2 separate regions of the Homo sapiens genome follow, and region 1 is linked to region 2. A link is a loop called in an ENCODE intact Hi-C map of the cell type or tissue named here. Cell type or tissue: A673. All regions are shown on one strand. Links, peaks and the distances in the headings refer to the core of each region. The heading gives the core; the rest is flanking DNA.

The links. Peaks named below come from ENCODE experiments on the same cell type or tissue, not always from the same donor. Only the 100,000 strongest peaks of a DNase experiment are listed, where the experiment ranks them.
Region 1: a loop joins it to region 2, with 2.3 times the contacts of the local background. A loop is called at or near these places in 2 of 110 quality-filtered maps.

What each region holds. Positions count from the first base shown.
Region 1 is chr2:190,362,947-190,367,946 of GRCh38, reverse strand. It overlaps INPP1 (inositol polyphosphate-1-phosphatase), which reads right to left. Exons shown (of 7, transcript NM_001128928.2): 5 at 1,052-1,252. Among named protein-coding and RNA genes, the nearest start is that of INPP1, 22 kb to the right of the region's middle. In A673, for the core only: no CTCF peak of the experiment used is centred there; no DNase peak of the experiment used is centred there.
Region 2 is chr2:189,979,241-189,987,388 of GRCh38, reverse strand. It overlaps a transcript of AKAP19 not described here. Among named protein-coding and RNA genes, the nearest start is that of MSTN, 79 kb to the left of the region's middle. In A673, for the core only: a CTCF peak has its summit at 4,435 (motif pointing left); no DNase peak of the experiment used is centred there.

The DNA of each region.
Region 1 (5,000 bases), core at 1-5,000, 380 kb before region 2:
AAGAAAAAAAAGGAAGGGGGAGCTTATTAAAATTATTACCTAGAACTTGTATTAATAGCATCATTGAAGATAAAGGCTGGCTGGGCATGGTAGGTCATGCCTGTAATCATCCTAGCACTTTAGGAGGCCAAGGCAGGCAGATCGCTTGAACCCAGGAGTTCGAGACCAGCCTGGGAAACATGGTAAAAACCCCTTCTCTAAAAACAATATAAAAAATTAGCCTAGTGAGGTGGCATGCAACTCTGCCACCTACTTGGGTCCCAGCTACTTGGGAAGCTGAGATAGGAGGATTGCTTGAGCTCAGGAGGACAAGGCTGCAGTGAGTGAGTTCTGACTGTGCCACTGCACTCCAGCCTGTGTGCAACACGAGACTCTGTCTCAAAAAAAAGGGTTACATTTTCAAAACAATGGATTATACATTATGGTTCTATCACAATCATGACCAAAAAAAATGTAGAGCTCATGCAGGGCTCACAAACTGCTCATGCGTCACATTCAGCTTTTTGCTTGACCTGTACTGTGTTTTTTTGATTGTTTCCTTCTTTAACTGAATTAGTAGCTAACGGTTAGAAATTGGGATATATCGCTGAAAACCTTGGATTTTGGTTTCTCTTTAAAAATCTGAAGAGCTGGCCTGTACTCCCATATGGTAACAATCTGCTAAAGCTAAGTGCTCTTTAAATGGTATGTGTGCTCAATTGGTCATAACTGCTCTCACTTCATTCTCTCATTTACTTACCAGTCTGGTCCCTGAAGTCTTTTGAAGAGAAGTTAATTCATCTTTGCATGTGTGCCTGTATGTATGTGTGTGTATATACACACACCTGTTATAGATATGTATATATATACACACGGCTATAATATATATGTATATATACAGAACACATGACACATACACCTCAACTCTCATTGTTTTAAAACTTTAAAATTTTAAAAACTTCTAGCAGAGTTAAACTACACTCAATAATTTTTATTTTTCCAACACCCATCCCCAACCCCACCACCAAAAAAAAGATTGCAAATAAGAACAAACATACTTTCCTATACTTACCTATGGGGTCCACCCAAATTCCCAAAATGTCCTGTGGAACATTGATCTCTGTGGAATCCAGAGTTGGGTCAGTAAAGGCAACATCCTGATGAACAACCCTGGCTAATGCTTCAGATGCCACCTTGTTACCATTGAGGACTTTGCTAAGAAGCTCTGCTGTTTCCTCCTCTGTTGAACACAACCTCAAGGTAATCTTTTCCCCTAGGGTAAAGCCACACGATAAGCCATTACATTTCAAGAGTTTCAGTGGAGAAAGAACAGAGAGAGAGAGCTAAAGAGTGAGAGAGACAGAGAGAGCGAGAGAGAGAGACAGAGAGAGAGCGAGAGACACAGAGAGCGAGACAGAGCGAAAGAGCGAGAGAGACAGAGCAAGAGAGTGAGAGAGAGACACACAGAGAGAGCGAGAGACACAGCAAAAGAGCGAGAGACAGAGAGAGCAAGACAGAGAGAGTGAGACAGAGTGAGACAGAGTGAGACAGAGTGAGAGCAAGAGAGACAGACAGGGAGAGTGAAAGAGACAGAGCAAAAGAGTGAGACAGAGCAAGCAAGAGAGAGACAGAGCGAGAGAGTGAGACAGAGAGAGTGAGACAGAGCGAGAGAGACAGAGAGCGAGAGAGAGACAGGAAGAGTGAAAGAGACAGAGGGAAAGAGTGAGACAGAGAGCAAGCAAGAGAGAGACAGAGCGAGAGAGCGAGACAGAGCAAGAGACAGAGAGCAAGAGACAAAGAGCGAGAGAGACAGCGAAAGAGCGAGAGAGAGCAAGAGAGACAGAGCGAGACAGAGAGCGAGAGATTCAGGGAGAGACTGAGAGAGACAGAGTGAAAGAGACAGAGAGACAGAGAGAGCAAAAGAGTGAGACAGAGAGCGAGCGAGAGAGAGCGAGACAGAGCGAGAGAGCGAGAGAGAGCGAGACAGAGCGAGAGAGCGAGAGAGAGCAAAAGAGTGAGACAGACAGTGAGCGAGAGACAGTGAGACAGAGCAAGAGAGCGAGACAGAGCAAGAGACACAGAGAGAGACAGAGCAAGAGAGACAGAGAGCGAGAGAGACAGCGAGAGAATGAGACAAAGATTGAGACAGAGAGAGCGAGAGAGCAAGCAAGAGAGACAGAGAGAGAGTGAGCCAGTGAGAGAGTGAATCAAAAGCTGTGCACTTAGATTGAGGGCAATATATCCATCCCAGCAGTTCCTATGCCTGGCTGACTGCCAGAATCACCTGGTGGGGCTTCATCAAGTCAGATGCTCAGTGGCTACCCAGGCACTTAACCTGAATAGTAAGAGATGGGTTTCAGGAATCAAAAGACCTCCCTAGAAAAATGCCCATGTGGGCACAATTTTGTATCCCAGTTAAGGGATACATAGGCCAGTTAACAATTCCTGAATTCCTGATCATTAATCTTTTTAAAATTTGTCTTTTGACTTTTTATATACTTAAGTCACCCTGTCCGTGTCTGAATATGTTATTGAAAAGAATGGAGGTTTTTCAACACACCGAAGTGCTTCTACCTCCTTATATGATATTGCTTTTAACTTAAAATTGTTTATGCTAAGTAACATAAAATGGTATATACCAATCTTTAAATGTAGTAAAACTTTATGCCTCTAAATGGTATACATATAAATAGCTCTCCTCTGTGGAGCCCATTGAGAACCAGAACATAAGCAAAGCTGCTTCTTCAAATGAAACGATAAGTTACCGAGGCCAGGTGCTTTACCATCGCTTTAAACATGCTTCTTAGACCCTTGATTAATCTGGTTTCAGCCCTTGACAGAAGTGAGGGAAGAGGCTGGTAAAAAATAGGCAAGTTAATAGCAACAAGAAGTGACAGCAGTGGAGGAAAAAAAATCTTAAAAACTAAGAAAACATGGCACTTTGGAACGTTTTAGATACTCCTAGCTATCTAGTAGCTATCTAGGTAGCTACTTCTACCCTTCTTATTCCAAGGACCAGCAGTGTCTATATCAGCTGGGAGCTTATTAGAAAGTCAGAACCTTAGGCTGAGCGTGGTGGCTCATGCCTGTAATCCCAGTACTTTAGGAGGCTGAGGTAAGCAGATCACTTGAGGTCAGGAATTCAAGACCACCCTGGTCAACATAGTGAAACCCCTGTCTCTAATAAAAGTATAAAAAAATTAGCTAGGCGTGGTGGCAGGTAGCTTAGCATGTCTGTAATCCCAGCTACTTGGGAGGCTGAGGCAGGAGAATCGCTTGAATTTGGGAGGCGGAGGCTGCAGTGAGCCAAGATTGTGCCACTGCACTCCAGCCTGGGCAACAGAGGGAGACTCCATCTAACAAAAAAAAAAAAAAAATCAGAACCTCAGATGCCACCCCAGACCTACTGAAATTTTTTTTTTTTTTGAGACGGAGTCTTGCTCTGTCACCCAAGCTGGAGTGCAGTGGTGCGATCTCCGCTCACTGCAAGCTCCGCCTCCCGGGTTCACGCCATTCTCCTGCCTCAGCCTCCTGAGTATCTGGGACTACAGGCGCCCGCCACCACGCCCGGCTAATTTTTTTGTATTTTTTAAGTAGAGACGGGGTTTCACCGTGTTAGCCAGGATGGACTCAATTTCCTGACCTTGTGATCCACCCGCCCTGGCCTCCCAAAGTGCTGGGATTACAGGCGTGAGCCACCGCGCCCGGCCGACCTACTGAATTTTAACCAAGATCCTGAGGCGATTACATGACCAGTAAAGTGTGGGAAGCACAATATACATCTATTACAGTGATGACTGAATCAGCAAGAAACAGTCAAATTTAGTTAAATTAACTTAATTCAAAGTAAATTAGACTGTTAAAGTTGGGGAATAATAAAGCTAATAATGGCTACTTACTGCACACCTACTCTGGGCTCAGTAAAACTTATGGGATCATTCAAAGGAAGAAATTATATCACTCCTTTGCTTGAAATTTGCCAGAGACCTCCCATCCCACTGAGAGGGAAATCTAAATCCCTTCCTATGATCTGGTCTTGCCTGCAATATCATCATCACCATCTCTCCTCTTCCTCTCTCCACATTTCTCTGCCCTTTTAACAAACAGGAAAATGGATGTGGCTATGCCTTTTGCCTCTATAATTCTAGACAAATGATGTATTAAAATAGCTGTTTGTGAAGTAGTCAAGCGTAGATTTTTAAATGTAAGATTGCTTATAAGTCAGGCATAAGTGTTATTTTTAACCTTCAGAGGTTTAAAAGATTTCTTTCCCGTATTACTAACATAGAACTAACTGCATCTTAATATGTGGTGCATGAAGGAGACTAAAAAATTTTCAGAGTTAATCTAGAAACTCATTTTTTCTTTGTAATTGTGTTTCTAGATATATAAGTATTTGTCACATGATCAGTATTTAATGTTCACTATTTTATTCTTCTACTATTAAATCCAAACAAACTAAAAAAAAAAATTGTTTCTCTGAAAGAAATCAGATTACCTGAGGTCAGGAGTTTGAGACCAGCCTGGCCAACATGGTGAAATCCCATCTCTAACTAAAAATACAAAAATTAGCCAGGTGTGGTGGCACATGCTTGTAATCCCAGCCACTCAGGAGGATGAGGCAGGAGAATGGCTTGAATCCAGGAGGTGGAGGTTGCAGTGAACCGAGATTGTGCCACTGCACTCCAGCCTGGGCAACAGAGCAACTCTGTCTCAAAAACAAACAAACAAACCAAAAAACTTAGTACTAAAAGGAATCTTTTAGTTAATCCAAGTACTTCACAGAGGTTCTGAGACTTAGAGAAATGATGAGTTAATTTGCTCAAGATCACACAGTATTTCAGAACCATGGCCACCTCTGTACTTTTAGCCAAGGTCCATGGACTTCCCCCAAGAGCGCACAGATGGGTTTAAACCTAGGATCTGAAATTGTCTGCATAATTTTGTAGATGGGCATCTTTGGGGCATTAATAACTTACATTAGATTCCCAAAGGGCCATGCAATTTTCCCAAAGCTTGAG
Region 2 (8,148 bases), core at 1,731-6,730:
TGATAAAGACATGCCCAAGACTGGAAAGAAAAAGAGGTTTAATTGGACTTACAGTTCTACATGGCTGAGAAGGCCTCAGAATCATGGTGGGAGGCAAAAGGCATTTCTTTACATGGCGGCAGCAAGAGAAAATGAGGAAGTAAAAGCAGAAACCCCCTCATAAACCCATCAGATCTTGTGAGACTTACTCACTATCACAAGAATAGCATGGAAAGACCGGCCCCCATGATTCAATTACCTTCCCCTGGGTCCCTCTCACAACATGTGGGAATTCTGGGAGATACAATTCAAGCTTAGATTTGGGTGGGGACACAGCCAAACCATATCAGTAGGCTTCTGTTCATTTCCTGTTCCTTTATATGCCAGTAACTACATCAAAGTTTTACGGGGTTTTTTGGACATGTTTTCTAAGCCTGCCTTTTTCCTGACTTCTTGGCTTCCTGTCTCCTTCTTTCTCATTCTAATAACGGCTACTTTGAGGCCATCTGAAACAACAGGTTTAGGTTGGAAGGCAACATCCTTAATTTGACCTTTGCAAAGAATTTTCTTCCTTTCTTGAAGGAGGCTTTAGGAAAGGTTTTGAGCCATAGTCTTATCTCATGCTATTTCTTATAATACATTACTAAAAGTGACAAGGATATGAATGGCTGCTCTTGCTGCTTTTAGCAAGGTATTATAAGAAAAAGATGAGCTAAGGCAAAAATATGCCAATTTGCAAGCAGAGAAGTAAGGGGATAGAGAATCCAGAAATTTGAGCCTTACAGGCTGGAAAAGCCAACTGCTTCTGTATCCTAAACAACACAAGAGCTACTGCCTCACTACTAAGCCCTAAATTTTGCTAAGCCAAATGCCCCTATATTTTAGATTTCTGTGATTGTAGCACTCCAGTTCCAGGATATCCAGTCAGGTTAGCAGTATGCCTCTGCTCTACTTAGTCATTCAGGGACCCAGATGATTCCTTTTTTTTTTTGTTTTTCTTTTTTGTGTTTTGTTTTTGTTGTTTGTTTTTGTTTTTTTTTTGCTCCCCCATCCCTTACAGGCTGCATTTGTATAGTCAAAATTGTTCATGTTTCAAACATCAGGAAAGAGGAAGAGAAAAGTCCATGGCAAGCAATTTCCCTTTAAGCAAAAAAAGCGAAGGTCACAAACATGACTCCAACTCACATTGATTAGAACTTTAGATATGGCCACACCTAGTCAAAATGGGAGGCAGGGAACTGTGGTCTCTGGCTGGTGGCCATTTGCCCAAGAAGGAGGGTAGTTTAGATTTTAGGAGATACCACACCCGCAAATTCCTGCCCCCCAAATATAAAGATCTTAGAATATTTTAACTATGGCTAGCCTCTCTCAAATTTTTTTGCTTTTGTAAATTGCTTTTTAATTTTTATGGGTTCATAAAAGTTGTACATATATTTTTTTGCTCCAAATTTTACTTCATCTTTTTTTGAGGACACCCAAGTAGATAATTTTTTTATTTTTATACAATGTTTGTTTAGATTTACCTACATGTTTGCCAATTTATGTGTACCTTTTTTGTATTATATTCATTTTCTATTGTTGTATAACAAATTACCACAAGCTTAGCAGCTTAAAAAACACCCATTCATTAGCTTACAGTCGGTAGATCAGAAATTTGGTACAGCACAGAGGGGTATGCTCAGAATATTACAAATCTGAACTCAAGCTGTCAGCTGGACTGAGTTCTTATCAGGGAAGTTCTGGGGAAGAATCTGCTTCCAAGCTCATTCTTTTTGTTGGCAGAATTGTGTTCCTTGGGATATATGACTAAGGTTCCCCTTTCCCTGTTAGCTATCATCCAGAGGCCATTCTCAGCTCTTAGAGGCCACTCTCAGGTTCTTTCCACATGGCCTTCACAGGCAGTTCAAAGCAACGGACATATGCATTCCCGACTATCCAGAGAGTGTCTCTCTGACTCTTCTTCTGCAACCAGCTGAAGAAAGATATGTAGATGCTTGCCAACTTATGAGGAGGTTATGTGCCAATAAACCCATCATAAGTTGAAAATATCGTAAGTTGAAAATGCAAGAAGATGGAAAATGATGGCTACTAAGGAAATCAAATGCCAGTTCTCCTCAGAAAAAAAAGCTCAAACATACAAGTGAATGGACAAGCTCTGTATGGAAAACTGAGGGAACAGAACCAGGATCTGTTGGAGTGCCCACAGTAAGAAGTTGGGATGCAGAAAAGAAAAGCAGTGAGTCTGGAAGAGATTGACCCCAAAGAACTTGGAGCCCTACAGAAAGGGTGGATTGGACTGCTGCTCTGCTCCTTTTACTTTGTTGACAATCTGCCAAACTGCCAAACTGTTGGGGAGGTCCTCTGCCTTCATGACCCAGGACAACATTATCAGTGGCAATTTGAGATTTTCCCAAGGACAGAGAGTGGCCAGCTTGCATAGGTGTGTCTGCACTCCTCTCAGAGCTGAACTGAGATGGTGGGTGCCACTCTGCTTGTGTACTCTTGGTGGGCCTCTGCCCTTCCTGGAGATTCTCTGCCTTTGCGTCATCGCACCACTAGATCCCCCAAAATGTTGCAGGAAGTCAGGGACCCCAAACAGAGGGACCGGCTGAAGCCATGACAGAAGAACGTGGATTGTGAAGATTTTATGTACATTTATTAGTTCCCCAAATTAATACTTTTGTAATTTCTTATGCCTGTCTTTACTGCAATCTCTAAACATAAGTTGTGAAGATTTCATGGACACTTATCACTTCCCCAATCAATACCCTTGTGATTTCCTATGCCTGTCTTTACTTTAATCTCTTAATCCTGTCAGCCGAGGAGGATGTATGTCGCCTCAGGACTGTGTGATAATTGCATTAACTGCACAAATTGTACAGCATGTGTGTTTGTGCATTATGAAATCTGAGCACCTTGAAAAAAGAACAGGATAACAGCAATTGTTCAGGGAATAAGAGAGATAACCTTAAAATCTGACCACCGGTGAGCTGGGCAGAACAGAGCCATATTTCTCTTCTTTCAAAAGCAAATGGGAGAAATATTGCTGAATTCTTTTTCTCGGCATGGAACGTCCCTGAGAAAGAGAATGCGCACCTAGGGGTAGGTCTCTGAACTGGCCCCCCCAGGGTGTACCTGTGTCTTATGGTCGAGATTGCAGAGGTGAGATAGACTCCAGTCTCCCATAGTGCTCCCAGGCTTATTAGGAAGAGGAAATTCTTGCCTAATAAATTTTGGTCAGACAGGTTGATCTCAAAACCCTGTCTCCTGATAAGATGTTATCAATGACAATGGTACCTGAAACTTCATTAGCAATTTTAATTTTGCCTCCGTCCTGTGGTCCTGTGATCTCGTCCTGCCTCCACTTGCCTTGTGATATTCTATTACCCTATTAAGTACTTGATGTCTGTCACCCACACCTATTCACACACTCCCTCCCCTTTTGAAAATTCCTAAAAAAAACTTGCTGGTTTTTGTGGCTTGTGGGGCATCACGGATCCTACCAATGTGTGAAGTCTTCCCTGGATGCCCAGCTTTAAAATTTCTCTCTTTTGTACTCTGTCCCTTTATTTCACAAGCCTGCCAACGCTTAGGAAAATAGAAAAGAACCTACATGATTTTCGGGGCAGTTCCCCCAAAACCAAAAACATACTCAAGTCACTCTGACTTCTGCAAGCACAAGGGACCAATGGGTTCCCAGGAAGTTGCAGAACCCTGTGAGATCTAACCCTCAGGATGGGCCACCCATAAAAGACGGTGGAGCACAGCTCCCTTGGGACAAAGGAAATGCAAGTGCAGCACCAATCATTGAAGTGGGCAGCACCTATGCCTGGGAACAGATGTGGGGAAGGGGTTATTTACTGCGTTTCCTTGCATATTGTTGCAGATACAGCAGTTGTTCTTCTCACTAAAGACCAGCATGCATGCACGTGGAGAAAGTGTTTTCATGCTTTTCATGCCAGCTCTACCCCTGCTGAAAGTGAGCCCTGGTAGCTTAGGCTTCCACAAATGGTAGGGCCCAACTCACCCTCCCTACATAGAATGGCAGCATCCTGGTAATAGAGGCAAGACAAGTCAAAGAGTTGCCTGCTCTGGAGTGGGAAAAGAGGCGCTGCCACAAGCCCATTTTGATGGTAGCCCTCAGAGGGTGCATCTGTAGCATGCAGCAACACTGTGGCCAGGATCCAAAGAACAAAATCTTTATGTACCGAAGGTTGTGAGCCCTGCAACAGGAGCATAATAAGGAAGCAGATTAGGTTCCTGCTGGCTCAGGATGAGGAACTGTGCACCCTCACCCCTTATCCTAAGACCTCAATGCACCCCAACATGATATCTTTCCACCCGTCAGCCCCAATCAGGGTGGGTGCTTCCACTCAACATTAGCCTAACCCAGGGTAAGCTATCTCTTACTCTTCAGTGCCATCTACTGGATTACAGGCTGAACTGCACCACTAAACAAAAAACCTGCTATCAGAGGCGCTTAATGCTAGTCCATAATCTTCCTGAGACCTCCACACTGTCAGCCTTTTAGGCAACAGTACGTTGGCTCATATGTCCAGTACACCACTACAACAAGCAGCATCTGAGAAAGCCATCACACAGATACTACCCAGAACCAAAGAGCCCCTACAGAGCCTTGGCCCCCTAAAAGCAATAAGGAATGAATCTGAATGATCATATACAACATAAACTACAGTCATATGCTCAAGGGAAAAAAGGATTAAAAAATGTAAAAAAAAAAAAAAGTTAAGGTTCCATCCAAACAACAGCAAATTCAAAAATAAGAAGTAACAGTAACCTTGAATGAGGAGGAATCAACACAAGAACTCTGGCAGTACAAAAAGTCAAAGTGTCTTGACACCTCCAAAGGATCACACTAGCTCTAGCGATGGATGCTAACCAGATTGAAAAGTTTGAAATGACAGATAAAGAATTCAAAATATGGATTGCAAAGAAACTCAACAGGATCCAAGAGAGTTTAAATCCAATACAAACCAACCAGAAAAATGATTCAGGATATGAAAGACAAGAGAATAATATTAAGAAAAAAACAAAGAAAACTTCTGGAATTGAAAAATTCACTAATAGAATTTCAAAATACAGTTGAAAACTTTAACAATAGACTAAATCAGAGAAAGAATTTCAGAGCTTGAAGATTAATCTTTTGAATTAACCCACACTAAAATAAAGGAAAAATAATTTTTAAAAAATGAACAAAACCTCCAAGAAACATGAGATTATGTAAAGTGACCAAACCTATAATGTAATAGCATTCCTGAGAGAAAAGAAAAAGCTAGAAAACAACTTCAAAAATATATTTTAGGGAATAATTCAGGAAAATTTCCCTAATCTTGGGTAGACAGTTCAACACCCAGATTTAAGAAATTTAAAGCACACCTGCAAGATGCCATGCAAGATGACCATCCCCAAGAGATGTAGTTATCAGAGTATCCAAGGTCAATGTGAAAGAAGAAAATCTTAGAGGCAGCTAAGGAAAAGAGCCAAATTACCTATAAAGGAAATCTTGTCAGACTAACAGTAGACTTCTCAGCAGAAACCTTACAAACCAGATGAGATTGGGGGCTATCTTTAGCCTTCTTAAAGAATAAAAAAAGCCAGCCCAAAATTTCATATCCTGCCAAACTAAGCTTCATAAACATATTCTAGAGGAAATAAAGTCTTTCTCAGACAAGCAAACACTAATGGAATTCATCAGGCTGAAACTACAAGAAATGCTAAAAATAGTTCTAACCATGGAAATGAAAGAATGATATGTGCTACCATAAAAGCACACATAAGTGCAAAATGCACAGATCCCATATAGCAATTACACAATTGTGACCACAAAGCAACTAGCAAACAACACTATGACAGGAACAAAACCTCACATGTAAATATTAACCTTGAACATTAACAGCCTAAATGTTCCATTCAGAAGACACAAGTACTTAATTGGATTAAAATACAAGACCCAAACTTCTGCTATCTTCAAGAGATCCATCTCACATGTAATGACACCCACAGGCTCAAAGTAAAGGATGGAGAAAGATCTGTCATATAAATAAGTGGGGGTGGCTAGTCTTATACCAAATAAAACAGACTTCAAACCAACAACAGCAAAAAAAAAAAAAAAAAAGACAAAGAAGGGTATTATGTAACATTAAAGGGTTCAATTGAACAAGAAGATTTAACTCTGCTGAATAAATATACACCCAACATTGGAGCATCCAGGTTTAAAAAACAAATACTGCTAGACCTAAGAGAGAGCCATACATTAATAAGTGGGGGACTTCAACAACCCCATTGACAGCATTAGACAGTTCACTGAAGCAGAAAACTAACTCTGGACTTAAATTGGACTCTTGATCAAATGGACCTAACAAACATCTACAGAATACTCTATTCCAAAACCACAGCGTATACATTTTTCTCATCTGCTCATGAAACATTGTCTAAACTTGACCACATGCTCTGTCATAAAGGAAGTCTCAATAAATTCAAAAATATCCAAATCATATCAAGCATCTTCTTGAACCATAATAAAATAAAATTAGAAATCAATACCAAGAAGAACTCTCAAAACCACAAAAATACATGGAAACTAAACAGCTTGCACCTGAATAAATTTTGGGTAAACAATTAAATTAAGGCAGAAATCAAGAGATTTCCAGAAGACCCTGGAACTTATAAATGGATTCAGTAAAGTTTCAGGATACAAAATCAACGTACAAAATGTGTACACATTGTTTAGCTCTCACTTATAAGTGAAAATTTGGGCTGGGCATGGTGGCTCATGCCTGTAATCACAACACTTTAGGAGGCTGAGGCGGGCAGCTCACTTGAGGTCAGGAGTTCAAGACCAGCCTGGCCAACATGGTGAGACCCCATCTCTACTAAAAATACAAAAACTAACTGGGCATGGTGGTGCATGCTTGTAGTCCCAGCTACTCGGAAGGCTGAGGCATGAGAATTGAACCTTGGAGGCGAAGGTTGCAGTGAGCTGAGATTGCACCACTGCACTCCAGCCTGGGCAACAGAGTGAGACCCCATTTCAAAAACAAAACTAAAAAATGAGTGAAAACATGGATTTGATTTTCTGTTTCTGCATTAATTCACTTAGGATAATGGCCTTCATTTACATCCATGTTGCTGCAAAGGATATGATTTCATTCTTTTTTATGGCTGTGTGGTATTCCATGGTGTATATGTACCACATTTTAAAAATCCAGTCTACAATTAATGGACACTTAGGTTGATTCCATGACTGCTATTATAAATAATGCTGTGATAAACAGACAAGTGCAGGTGTCTTTTTGATAAAATGATGTCCTTTTCTTTGGGTAGGTGCCCCCTAGTGAGATTGCTGGGTTGAATGATAGTTCTAAGCTCTTTGAGAAATCTCCATACTATTTGCCATACAGTTGAACTACTTTACATTCCTACCAGCAGTGTATAAGTGTTCCCTTTTCACTGCATACTTGCCAAATCTGTTATTTTTTGCCTTTTTAATAGTAGCTTTTCTGACTGGTAGAAGATGGTATCTCATCATACTTTTAATTTGTGTTTCTCTGATGGTTAGTGATGTGGAGCATTTTTTCATGTTTATTGGCTGCTTTTATGTCTTCTTTTGAGAAGTGTCTGTTCATGTCCTTGGCTCACTTTTGAAGGGGTTATTAGTTTTTTCTTGTTGATTTGTTTAAGTTTCTTATAGATTCTAAGTATTACTCCTATGTCAAGTGTATAGTTTGCAAATATTTTCTCCCATTCTGTAGGTTGTCTGTTTACTCTGTTGATTCTGCTATACAGAGATGCCTTAGTTTAATTAAGTCTCATGTATCTATTTTGGTTTCTGTTGAATTTGCTTTTAAGATTTTAGTCATAATTTTTTTGTCTAGGCCAATGTCCAGAAGAGTTTTTCCTACTTTTTCTTTTAGGACATTTATAGTTTGAGGTCTTATATTTAAGTTTTTAATCCATCTTGAGTTAATTATTGTATATGATGAGAGGTAGGAATCAAGTTTCATACTTCTGCATATGCCTGGCTAGTTTTCCCAGCACCATTTATTGAATAGGGTGTTCTTTCCCCATTGTATATTTTTGTTGACTTTGTTTAAGATCAGTTGGTTGTAGGTGTGGGCTTTATTTCTGGGTTCTCTTCTGTTTCATTAA